Regions from separate parts of the Homo sapiens genome. Here region 1 is linked to region 2. A link is a loop called in an ENCODE intact Hi-C map of the cell type or tissue named here. Cell type or tissue: HCT116. All regions are shown on one strand. Links, peaks and the distances in the headings refer to the core of each region. The heading gives the core; the rest is flanking DNA. Region 1 overlaps FGFR1OP2 (FGFR1 oncogene partner 2). Region 2 overlaps INTS13 (integrator complex subunit 13).

Region 1 (8,993 bases), core at 1,810-4,309, 59 kb before region 2:
GCTTTGACTTAGATCTCACATTCACTCATTAAATATTTGTTGAGTTCCTGGCCAGGCATTGCCTTGAGCACTAGGAAGATGGAAAACACAGGCATGGTCTTTGCTGTCTGGGACTGGAGTGTGAGACAGATACTAAAATAGTTACACAAGATGTGTAATATGCAATGAAAATGTATAATGGGATAGGGCTAGAAAGTGGGATGCCAAGGAAGGAGTCCTTGAGGAAGTGACATTCCAGCTGAAACTTGGAGGTTGAGTAGGAGTAGCCAAAACCAAGTATGTCATGTGTAGGAAGGGGAGTATTATTAACAGAAGCCTCAAGGCCTCCCCTTCTCATTGTAGAGAGCTGTAAAACCAACACATGCCAATTGTAACCTTGGGTCTGCAACCTAAGTTTAACTCTTAAAACCAAGTTTTGTTAAATCTCACACTGACAATGCTGATAACAAGCTTATCTTCCCAGGTACAGAATAAGGATGAGACAAAATCAACCACTCTTCTGCCTACCCTGAAACAGATGAATAACTGAGTCTTTACTCCCTTTTTTCAGTTTATCTTATATGAAACATAGATTTACTGAGCGTTAATCAGAGCCTCACAAGAATGTAATCATTTGCCTCACTGCCTAACCCCTCTCCCTTTTCCCTCCTCACTCTCTCCCCTAAATAATGAGTTTCCAAAACCCTCTTTAGAAAGCTCAGGTCACAGATGCTCATGTGGCTTGCGTTTTTTCTCTGGCATGTCTTTAAACTTTGGCCCAATAAACCTCTACTGATTTAAGACACTTGCCTCAGTCACTTTTTTTGGTTAACAGGTTTTCTGATTCACAAGAAACTTATAATGACCTCTGGAAAGACAGAGGTTGTAGGAAGAGGTTTACTCTGAATTGTAAATTTTTTAGTATGCTAAGATTTTTAACAGTGTACATTTATTTTTTCATTTAAAAAATAACAAAACATGACCTAACAAACTTCTGGGAATTTGCACGCTAGAAATTACAATAAATAAAGTTATGTATATGGATGTTTACTGCATTATTTTGTATTAAACTTTGCAAACTATCCATCAGTTGGGGGAACTGATGAATAAATTACAACTCCATAATGGTAGCTACAAAAATGCTTGATTTACAGGCATCAGAAACTGACTGGCTAATGCAAACAGTACAATTAGCTGGAAGAATACTGATGCTGTTTGCTTCAGGACATTTCCCCGTATGCATCTGATTTTTACATATTTGTAATTATATGGGTAATTTATGTTAAGCTTTTTAATGCATATTTAGGTACTTTTTTCTTCTTGTTGCTAGCATCTTCAAGCCATAGACTGTAATCAACTGTATTGAGTGAATATTGACATTTAACTATTCCCCTACTGTAGGATATTTAGGTTGAATCCAATTTGTATACTTTAACACTACCATAATGTAGCTTTGACCAGGGGTAGCAGTGGAGGAGAGAAATGGTAGGATTCTGATTTATTTGGAAGGAAGAGCCAACAACAGGATTTGCTGATGAATAGGATGCACGATATGAGAAAGTGGAGTCAAAGTTGCCACCAAGGTTTTTGGCCTTAGCAACTGCAAGGATGGAGTTGTCATCAAGCAGGATGGGAAAGAGTATGGAGGCGTTCTGGGAGGTTTGGAGTTTGGCTTTGGACATCTTAAGCATAAAATTTCTCTTTGACAGTCACAGCTGCATGAATCCGGGGTGAGAGGTCTATGCTGGAACTGTGAATTTAGGAGCCATCAAGCATAGAGGTGGTATTTAGTCATGAGACTGGGTGAGATCACCAGTGAGTAGAGACACTGCACAGAATAGGTATAAGGACTAAGCCCAGTGGCTCTCTAATGTTAAGAGGTCAGCGAGAAGAAACAAAGGAGACTGAGGAGCAGCCAGAGAGGTTAAAGGAAAAAGTGTCTCCTCAAATTCCAATTAGAAATTATCATCTTCATCAGTATTTTACTAAAAAATGTTCTCCTATTTCACTCTGACAATGAAAAAAGGTAGTGACCACCAAAATTATGGATCTACGATTGTCCATTTTTCATTGAAGCAATTTTTTTTTTTTTTTTGAGATGGAGTTTCACTATTATTGCCCAGGCTGGAGTGCAATGGTGAGATCTCGGCTCACTGCAACCTCTGCTTCCCAGGTTCAAGCGATTCTCCTGCCTCGGCCTCCCAAGTAGCTGAGATTACAGGCACCCACCACCATCCCTGGCTAACTTTTTGTATTTTTAGTAGAGACAGGGTTTACCATGTTGGCTAGGCTGGTCTTGAACTCCTGACCTCAACTGATCCACCTGTTTCGGCCTCCCAAAGTGCTGGGATTACAGGGAAGCAATTTATTTCTATAAAATTTTAGAAGTCACCTTGATATTAAAGAATATAAAATTAGAGCAGAAATTGTGAGGTTATAAATTGGTTTTTAAGAACTTTCTTATATAAAATAAAAATATAGTTGATAGATGAAAAACAATAGATGTCTTAGTTTCCTAGGGTTACTCTAACAAATTACCACAGGCTGGGTGAATGAAAACAACAGAAATTTATTTCCTCACAGTTCTGGAGGCCAGAAGTCTGAAATCAAGCAGGCTTGGTCCTTTCTGGAGCCCGTGAAGAACCCATTCCATGCCTCTCTTGCAGCTTCTGGTGGTGGCTAGCAGTCCTTGCGTAACTCATTGCCTCTGTCCTCATGCTGCTATATCTGTGTTTCATATCTCCTCCTCTCTTATTGTAACGACACTAGTCACTGGGTTTGGAGCCCACCCAAAATCCAGGGTAATTATATCCTGAGATCCCCTAATCACATCTGTAAAGACTATTTCCAAATATGGTCACCTTCCCAGGTGTATCAAGTTAGGACTTAGACTTACCTTCTAGGGGACATGATTCAACCTACTACAAATGGTAAGAAGTTCTGCAGGATCCACACTAAGAAGCTGCTAATTCCTAAGGAATACAGATAGAGGTCACTGCTAAGTAGTTTTGCACTAAGAAGAGACAAAAAACCTTAAAATTAAACCATATATAAGAATAAGGGTAAGCACTTTTCAAATTAAATTGGAGACCATACCAATTTTAATCATTCATCTTTAATAATAAAATAGGTTCCTATGCAGTACATACCTCAAACATAAACTTAAGGTTCTGTTTAACAACAACCAAAAAAAAAAAAAAAATAGGATGGAAATGTGTCACTAAATAACAAAGTAAATGTCTTTAAACATGAAGACCTTAAATTCATATCCAAGCAAAAAGACGAAGAATAAGTTAACCCAACTTGTTTACAAAAATAATTATTTATCAAGTAAGCTTTTATAGTAGAGCTGCCTCAATGAACTGCCTCAGACTTAATCTCAATGGTGTAGCTTGAAATAGATTTCCTTTATTAGCAGGGATAAGAAGTATCTGAATGAATGTGTCATTAAATTAAGGAATACTTTCCCAAAAACAATAAAAAGTTTAAAAATAAAAACTGTCATTTATTTATAAAATATCAAATAAGGCCTCTGACTGAAAAAAAGAAATCTATATAATGTTTGGGCCATTAGCCCTTTTCTATTCAATCAGTCTCATCCACCCCATTCACCCCAAACTTAAGATAAAAAAATTCTCAAGTGTAGTTTTGAATTTTACCAATATATGAAATTATACATAAAATTACCATATAAAGTAATATTTAACAAATTATATACTCAAAGTATAATTTTCCATTTGTCTTAATTTTAATACGTATTCAACATAAATGAGTACAATATATTTAACCATGTTTGACACTCTTCTTTTATCCCTTTTTAATACAATCACCACAACATAAGAAAATTTAGGTTTCAACTGATGTTAAAGCACATTTCTGTATCTGGTGGTTTTTAAAAAAATTACATATTATATATTTGACATTTTAAAAGACAACAGAAACAAATCCACAGATTACTCCACCTTTACCCCCACTTTCAGCTGAAAGGTTTTAAGAAAAATCTTGCAGGTTATGAGGACCAGATGGAGCTTAAAAACAGATCCGGAACTTTTTTTTTGAAATTGTATTTACTTTTTTTTTTTGTATCTCAAGAATACTTAAAGGAAAAAAAAAAGGGTTCTATGAGCCAGAGGAATTCCCAATTCACTTTGAAATTACCATACCTATCTTGCCATATCAAACATTTCAATTCTGTTAACTAAATGAACTACATAATATCCTTAAAAATCAGCCAGAGAAGAGAAAAACAAATCTCGTCTTCATTATTGACTTTGAACCAAAACTTATTCTTTCAAAGGAGTAGTTTAACCTACTAAATATGTCTATTATAAGATCTTCTTTCTTAGAAAGTAGTATTCCTTCTTTTTCATTCCTGAAATGGTATTTCTTACACTTAAACAAGTTATGGACAATTGTTAGCTAAGTATCAGTTATGATAAATTGCTAAAATTAAATTATCTGTTTAAGGTACATATAACACATTCCTATAGCCTTTAAAACTGTATTTTCTTTCACAAAAATTTAAATAAATGTGAAAGTAGGCAATCACTAGAAGTCTCATGGTACATAAACTTTGCATCAACTTTGACGCCAAATAAGGATGAAATTTAGCGTACAAATCCTCCGTTCACAAAACAGTGGCAAAAATTTATATTTTTAAATTGGTATAATTTTATGCATTCTCAAACATTTACTGGGAATATTCAAGTTTACCTAATTAATCACCCAGAAAGCCAGCAGTACTGCCAAAAGCTCTTGGTATATTCAGTAGTCACTGTGAAAACTTTTCATTTCTTTACCATTTGGCAATGGCTCAGTTTCTATTTTCCAATTATGTTTTGGAATAAAGTCTATGACCATTAACTATGCATTTTTTGTTGCTATCTCATAGCCCGTGCACTGTACATATTTACAGAGAAAAAAATAAAGGATTGAATTTTCTGTCCATTCATTCATTCACTTATTTGACCATTTGGAGCCATGTAAGAAGCTCACAGACTCAGAAACTCTTCAGCTCTTCCTCAGACTCAAATCACTGTTGGTCACTAATGCTGACAAAGAAGTACTTTCCGACGCATCATCTTTCCTTAGGTTCAAAAATGATTCTCGAGTTATTTGAAGGATCTCTCTCAAGCCTTTGTTTTCTTGCTAAAAGGCAAGCAAAAACAAAGATGCAGTCACTATCTACAAGGTAGCTACAACATCACAAACATATGTTAGGAAAAACTGAACATATGAAGGTATAACAAACAAGCAAGGTCTGTAATTGGCATTAATCTACTCAATGATATATGCAGTTGGCAACTTGAATCTAAAGAACACTTATGCAGCTAGGAATCGTGTTCAACATCTTCCACCACTGCAAAGCCTTCTTACTTAAGCAGCTATAATTGTAAACAGAAGCTCAGAAATTGCCTTATTTTACAATCACATTAGAGATGAAGAAAATAACATCTAGATTTATTTTTATATAAACTCGTAAAGCCAGTGAATAGGCTAGAATCTCCTAGTAATTTTTAGTATTTTTATTACTTTCCATGATAGCATGGAATGTAGGACAAGTTTAGCTCATTGGCATTTGAGAGCAGCAGGGTAGGGGTAGCTGATGATATTTTTCAAGAAGGAAAGTAAGTGACCAAATCTGGCACTGGTAAATAACTTTGCTTTCTGGCCTCCTTTTGGTTAGTTACTGTAAAAAAATTTGTAGACATTTAACAATAACCTTTCATAATTTGTTCTCTATCACTTTATCTTCAGTCTCACTTTCTAAATTTTAGTAGTCTAAAGCAGGTTCCCCGCCGTGATTTCAAAATGAAGCTCTTAAGGCATAAAAGTCTATTGTACTGATTTCAGTTATTCAGAGACTGGTACTTTCACTGTCATAAAATAAAGGACAGATGACAAAGGTTTTTAGAATCCCCAGAAAAATAAGAGTGCCCCTAAATATTTGTGGATTAAAAAAAATTTCCCTGTATCACTATGATCTCTAATAGAATAAACAAAATTTTAAAAATGACTCAATTGAAGAAGTACATTCACTTCATAAGATAAGCAATATAGAATGAAACATCAATTTTCTACATTACTGGTATATTGTAAGTTACTAATAATCCTAGATTCTTGCATCACCACATAAATGGTCTTGCATAATATGCCCACATAGACAGCATCCAGGAGAACATTACCAGTACCCAAGAAGAGTAAATATATATTTAAAAATGGGATATATTTTCTGGCATAAATCTTTATATGGACAGTTTTCATCTACATTTGCAATGTAAAACTTACTTCAAGTTGAAATATTCGTTCTTGTTCCTTGCAACCCTGTTGCTCGTCAATTTCAATGGCTTTCCTCATTACTGCTGCCATTTCAGTTATCTGGTCAACATGTGCTTGCAGTTCCTGAAAAAGAGGGATGGGAGTTGGAAATCAGCAAAATACTTTTTTATTTTTGGATCCTCTCCTTTTTATAAAATCTGCAGTACCACTTAACATGAATATTCTTACATTGTCACTTAATATGAATAAAACAAATATTAACAATGAAGTTGGTTGACCACAGATGTGCTTTTGAAATCAAATTTGTTAGGACTAGAATTAAGAATAAGCAGCACAATATAACTAAACCTAGCAGCAAGAAAAATACTCATATTTTACATTCCTCTCACCACAATGATCAGCAACTTTTTCTTTTTTTTTGCACTTACATACACTATTGTTCAAAGTAACGGGAATGATAAAAATTGCCGACGCATTCAATCTCTTTTCCTCCCTGAAGTCTTCAATGATTTAGAAATCTTTTCTGTATTGTTCAGGCCTATAAAGTTATCTCAATCCAATCTGTAACCTTTTCTAGGTCATAATCCTCTTTGAGAGCAGGAACTGCATCTTTACATCCACCTACTATCTAGTGTATGGTATATGGTAAGTATTGAATAAAATGAGCACAATTCTGCTTTTCAGTATTAAAATATTAAATGGCCTTCTTTGCTAACTATTGAAAATATAGTATCAGTATAATACAGACATCCACATTTGTTAGGCGCAGCAAGTAGCATAAATTCTTCCAATCTCATTTTCTTATCTTGCACACCTATGATGTGCCAGTACTATGCTAAACAACAGGAATACAAAGACTGTCAAGACATGTCCCCTGATCTGAAGAAGCTTACAGTCTAGTGAAAGAGACAGACAAAAAAGGTTTAAAATCAACAGAAACTCGAGAATAATCATTTTCTCAATGAACAGCTTCTATAGACCATTATTCACAGCAACTGAGAGGTATTTTATCATATTAAGCCTAAGACTTAAATATAAAAGTGAATAACTCCCCAAATAAACAGTCTCTTCAGTAGTTGTGTATATATATATTTGTAAAAAGGATTTAACAGTACTCCAAGAAACCCACGGAACTAATAAGCTGGAAGAAATGACAAGGTAGTATCTTTGGCAAAGCACATTTAATAACCTCTTAACCAACAAAAATGTAGGTCCTTTTCATGGGGAAACCTATACACTGCTAGTACTCAGCAAGAAGGTACTCTAAAAGGCTAATCTGTGCTGTCCAAAACAATGTTAAACTTAATTAAAATCAATACATTTTTAAAAATTAACAATTCAGTCCCTCAAACGCATTAGTGACACTGCAAGTGCTCAACAGCCACATGTGGCTACTGGCTTCCACACTGGACAGCACAGATAAAAAACATTCCAATCATTTCAGAAAGTTCTACTGGATAGTTTTGAATTAGATTATGGTAGGAAGAATGATATTAAGACAAGTATCTGTCATATTCTGCAAGTTAACCATTAAAATTCCTCCCATTGTCAAGGAAGCATAATATGTAAAAGCAGGTTAAGTACAGATCATTGCAGCTGCAAACTGAGTAAGGGTAATGAGTAAAAACTTTGAATACCAACAGCATCCTCAATTTATGATTTGGTCAGTCCTATGGCACTGACCTAAGTTAAAAAACTACACAGAAAGCAAGCATTTCTTTTTTTTTAGACAGAGTCTCGCTCTTGTTGGCCAGGCTGGAGTGCAATGGCACGACCTCGGCTCACTGCAACCTCCCACTCCCAGGTTCAAACAATTCTCTTGCTTTAGCCTCCCGAGCAGCTGGGATTACAGGCACCCGCTATCACGCCTGGCTAACTTTTTGTATTTTTAGTAGAGATGGGGTTTCACCATGTTGGCCAGGCTGGTCTCCAATTCCTGACGTCAGGTGATCCACCCACCTCAGCCTCCCAATTACAGGCATGAGCCACCATGCCTAGCTGAAGCAAGCATTTCTTTGCCTTTAAAATAGAAGGAAAAAAACTACTGATTTTTTCAGTACCAAGTCTAACAAAGCTCATCATGAGAAAAAACCCAATACTTCAAATAGGGCAGCACTTTTATAAAAGGTCATGGTAATGGTTCACTTATTTAATTATAAAATCTTCAGAGAAGTATCACAGATTTTTTAACAAGCACAAGAGGCAAGATCTGTGCTTTCAAAACTGTCTGGAAGACAAGAAGTGTCACCAACATAACCCTTGAACTGTCTTGAAATGTCTTTCATTTCTAACTCCCTGTCTAGGTTTATTCCTCCTTTATTCAATAAAGACCTGCCACAAGTGAGTTAAAAAAAAATTAAGACACAATGGAGAGAGCACTACTATACTTAATCCTAACATCTAAACAAAGGCATTTTAATTTCATTTGCAAAATCAAAGGACTACAAACTATCCACAATCTGAATTAAAACATTTAATACTTTGACCTTATGAAATCAGTTTAAAATTAATGCCAAGAAAATATCTTTGATGTCCAGAAAGGAAATGACTGTTTCACAGCAACAACTAACAAGAGCAAATAAATAAAGCGTTGGACTGAATAACCTATAAAACCTGCAAATATCTAACAGGCTGTACATGATACAATACACAGAAAATTAATGAGAGATTTAAAGTTTCTACACTGAACAGCATGGCTATTAAAGACACAACATTCTTTTAATAAATTTCATTTA
Region 2 (2,500 bases), core at 1-2,500:
TGTATGATGCAGTAACAAAAAAAAAAAACCAAAATAACCATTTGTTGATATAGATTGGCACTGAAAAAAAGACTAAAATTTTTAGTTGTTAGAGCAGTGGCATTAGGATGATTTTATTTCCTCCTTTATGTGTTTTATTGTTTTCTAAATTTGTTCTCATGAACATGCATTAGTTTTATAATAAGAAAACTAAGAATTTTAAAATATATATGACAATATTAGCTCTTTTTGATGTACAGTTCTGTGAGTTTAGACAATGCATACCGCCATCACAATCAGGGTACACAACAGTCTGTCACCCCAAAAGATTTCCTCATATTGACCCTTTGTAGTCATCTTTCACTCTCCTCCTCAATCCCTGTAGTCATCCTTCACTCTCCTCCTCAATCCCTGGTAACTACTGATATGTTTTCTCTTCCTATAATTGTGCTCCCTGTAATTTTTCGGAATGTCTTATAAATGAAAGAAAATGTCATGCCACCTTTTGAGATTGGCTTTTTTCACATAGTATTATAATGACTAATTTTATAAGAAACTGCCAGCTTATTTTTCCAAAGTGGTGGCACCATTTTGCATTCCCACCACCAGTATGTGAGAGTTCTGGGTGTTCTGCATCCTTGTCCAGTTGCTGTTGTCAGGGTTACTGTTTGTTTTGTTTTTGTTTTTCATCCTATAAGGTATGTAGTGGTATTTCATTGGTGTTTTAATTTACATTTCTCTCATGATTAATGATGGTAAAACTCTTTTCCTTTGCTTATTTGTTGTCTGTCTTCTTGGGTGAAAGGTCCATTAAAATATTTTGTACATTATAAAATTGGATTGTTTCTTATTAGTGGATTTTGAGAGTTGTTTATTTATCTGGATACAAGTTCTGTGTTGGACAGGTGATTTGCAAGTATTTTCACCCAGTCTGTGGGTTGTTCTTCTCTTATAAATGACTTTTGCACAACAGAAGCTTTTTATTTTGATGAAGTCAAGTACATCCATTTTTGCTTTTATGATTATGCTTTAGGTGTTACATGTTAGAAATCTAACCCAGGGTCACAAAGGCTGATTTTCTTTTAGGAGTTCTGTAATTTTAGATTTACATTTAGGTCATGATCAATTTTTGAGTTATTTTCTATAAGGTACAAAGTATGGGTCAATATTAATCCTTTTGCCTACGATGTCCTAATGTTCCAGCAGCATTTATTGAAAAGACTATCCTTTCTTCATTGAAATATTGTACATTTATCAGAAATTAGTTGACTATGTATGTGGGATCTGCTTCTGGATTCTCTTTTATATTCTGTTGGTTTATGTGGCCGTCCTTTCACCAATCCAGTACTGTCACAGTCACTTCAAATTAAGTCTTGTAATGAGGAAGTAAGAATCTTCTAACTTTTGTCTTCTTTTTCAAAATTGTTTTGGCTATTGTAATTCTTTTGCCTTATCATATTGTGCAGGAAAGAGTTAACATAGCAGGCCTGAGACTATTATAATTAGAAAAGCCTGCTTGCAGGTTTGGCTGTTGGCTGGCATCTGGGAACTTGGCTTTTGAGATATTGCCTAGATAATGAACTGAACACCTGCTTCCCTTCTGAAAGTCTGGAACTTTGGTCATTGTGGTTAGGCAGAGAATACCTACCTGATCAGCCCCCAGTAAAAACCCTGGACTCTACTCAAACAGGCTTTACTGGCAGAAATATTGTGCACATGTGGCTGCATGTTTGCCTATGGAGGTAGTATGCACTCTGCATAAACCTCATTGGAGAGAGTGAGCATGGGAAGCCTGCAAATGGATTCTGCCAGTCTCCACCTCATGTGTTCCTTCTGCTTACCGATCTGGCTGTGTCTCCTTACTGTAATGCTGTAATCATTCTTAACCAGGAGTGTAACTTTACATTTAGTCATTTGAGTCCTTCCATCAGTCACTGAACTAGTGGTTGCTCTTGGGGACCCTGAAACACATAAATTTTAGAGTAAGAGGAAAATGATTGCCTTAATCGTGTAAAATGAACTACAGAATTAACTGCCTTAATTGTGTAAAATGAACAACAGAATTAAAGGTAAGTTTGGAAATTTGGAAATTTGGAAATAATAAATTATTCTATCTTTTTTTTCTCTCTCCTTTTAAATATAACACTAGGGCCAGTGTCGTTATTATCCTTGTGGAGTAATAGAATCAATACTGCCAATTCCAGAAAACATCAGGAATTTGCTGGACGTTTGAACTCTGTTAATAACAGAGCTGAACTATATCAACATCTTAAAGAGGAAAATGGGTTTGTGTTACTTATTGTCAAAATTGGTTTTGTCAATTGCCTGTATAGTACCTTAACAATCATTGCTTATTTGTAATAATCAGCAGTTTTTTATTACTAATATTATGAACTAATACATGTTCCCCATAAGCAGAAAAAATTAACCTCTTTGATTCTTGCTTCTAAAAGGCTTAGTTATATTGATTGTAACCCTGAAAGTATTTACTCCTTAGAGCATTTCTTTTTAATGCTTAATA

Evidence for each region. Peaks named below come from ENCODE experiments on the same cell type or tissue, not always from the same donor. Only the 100,000 strongest peaks of a DNase experiment are listed, where the experiment ranks them.
Region 1: it touches region 2 in a loop (3-fold over the local background); 2 of 110 quality-filtered maps call a loop at or near these places.

Annotation. Positions count from the first base shown.
Region 1 is chr12:26,960,730-26,969,722 of GRCh38, reverse strand. It overlaps FGFR1OP2 (FGFR1 oncogene partner 2), which reads right to left. Exons shown (of 7, transcript NM_015633.3): 6 at 6,268-6,381; 7 at 3,075-5,127. The coding sequence ends at 4,990. Among named protein-coding and RNA genes, the nearest start is that of FGFR1OP2, 27 kb to the right of the region's middle. In HCT116, for the core only: no CTCF peak of the experiment used is centred there; a DNase peak (open chromatin) is centred at 2,983.
Region 2 is chr12:26,906,066-26,908,565 of GRCh38, reverse strand. It overlaps INTS13 (integrator complex subunit 13), which reads left to right. Exons shown (of 17, transcript NM_018164.3): 16 at 2,129-2,264. Among named protein-coding and RNA genes, the nearest start is that of INTS13, 31 kb to the left of the region's middle. In HCT116, for the core only: no CTCF peak of the experiment used is centred there; no DNase peak of the experiment used is centred there.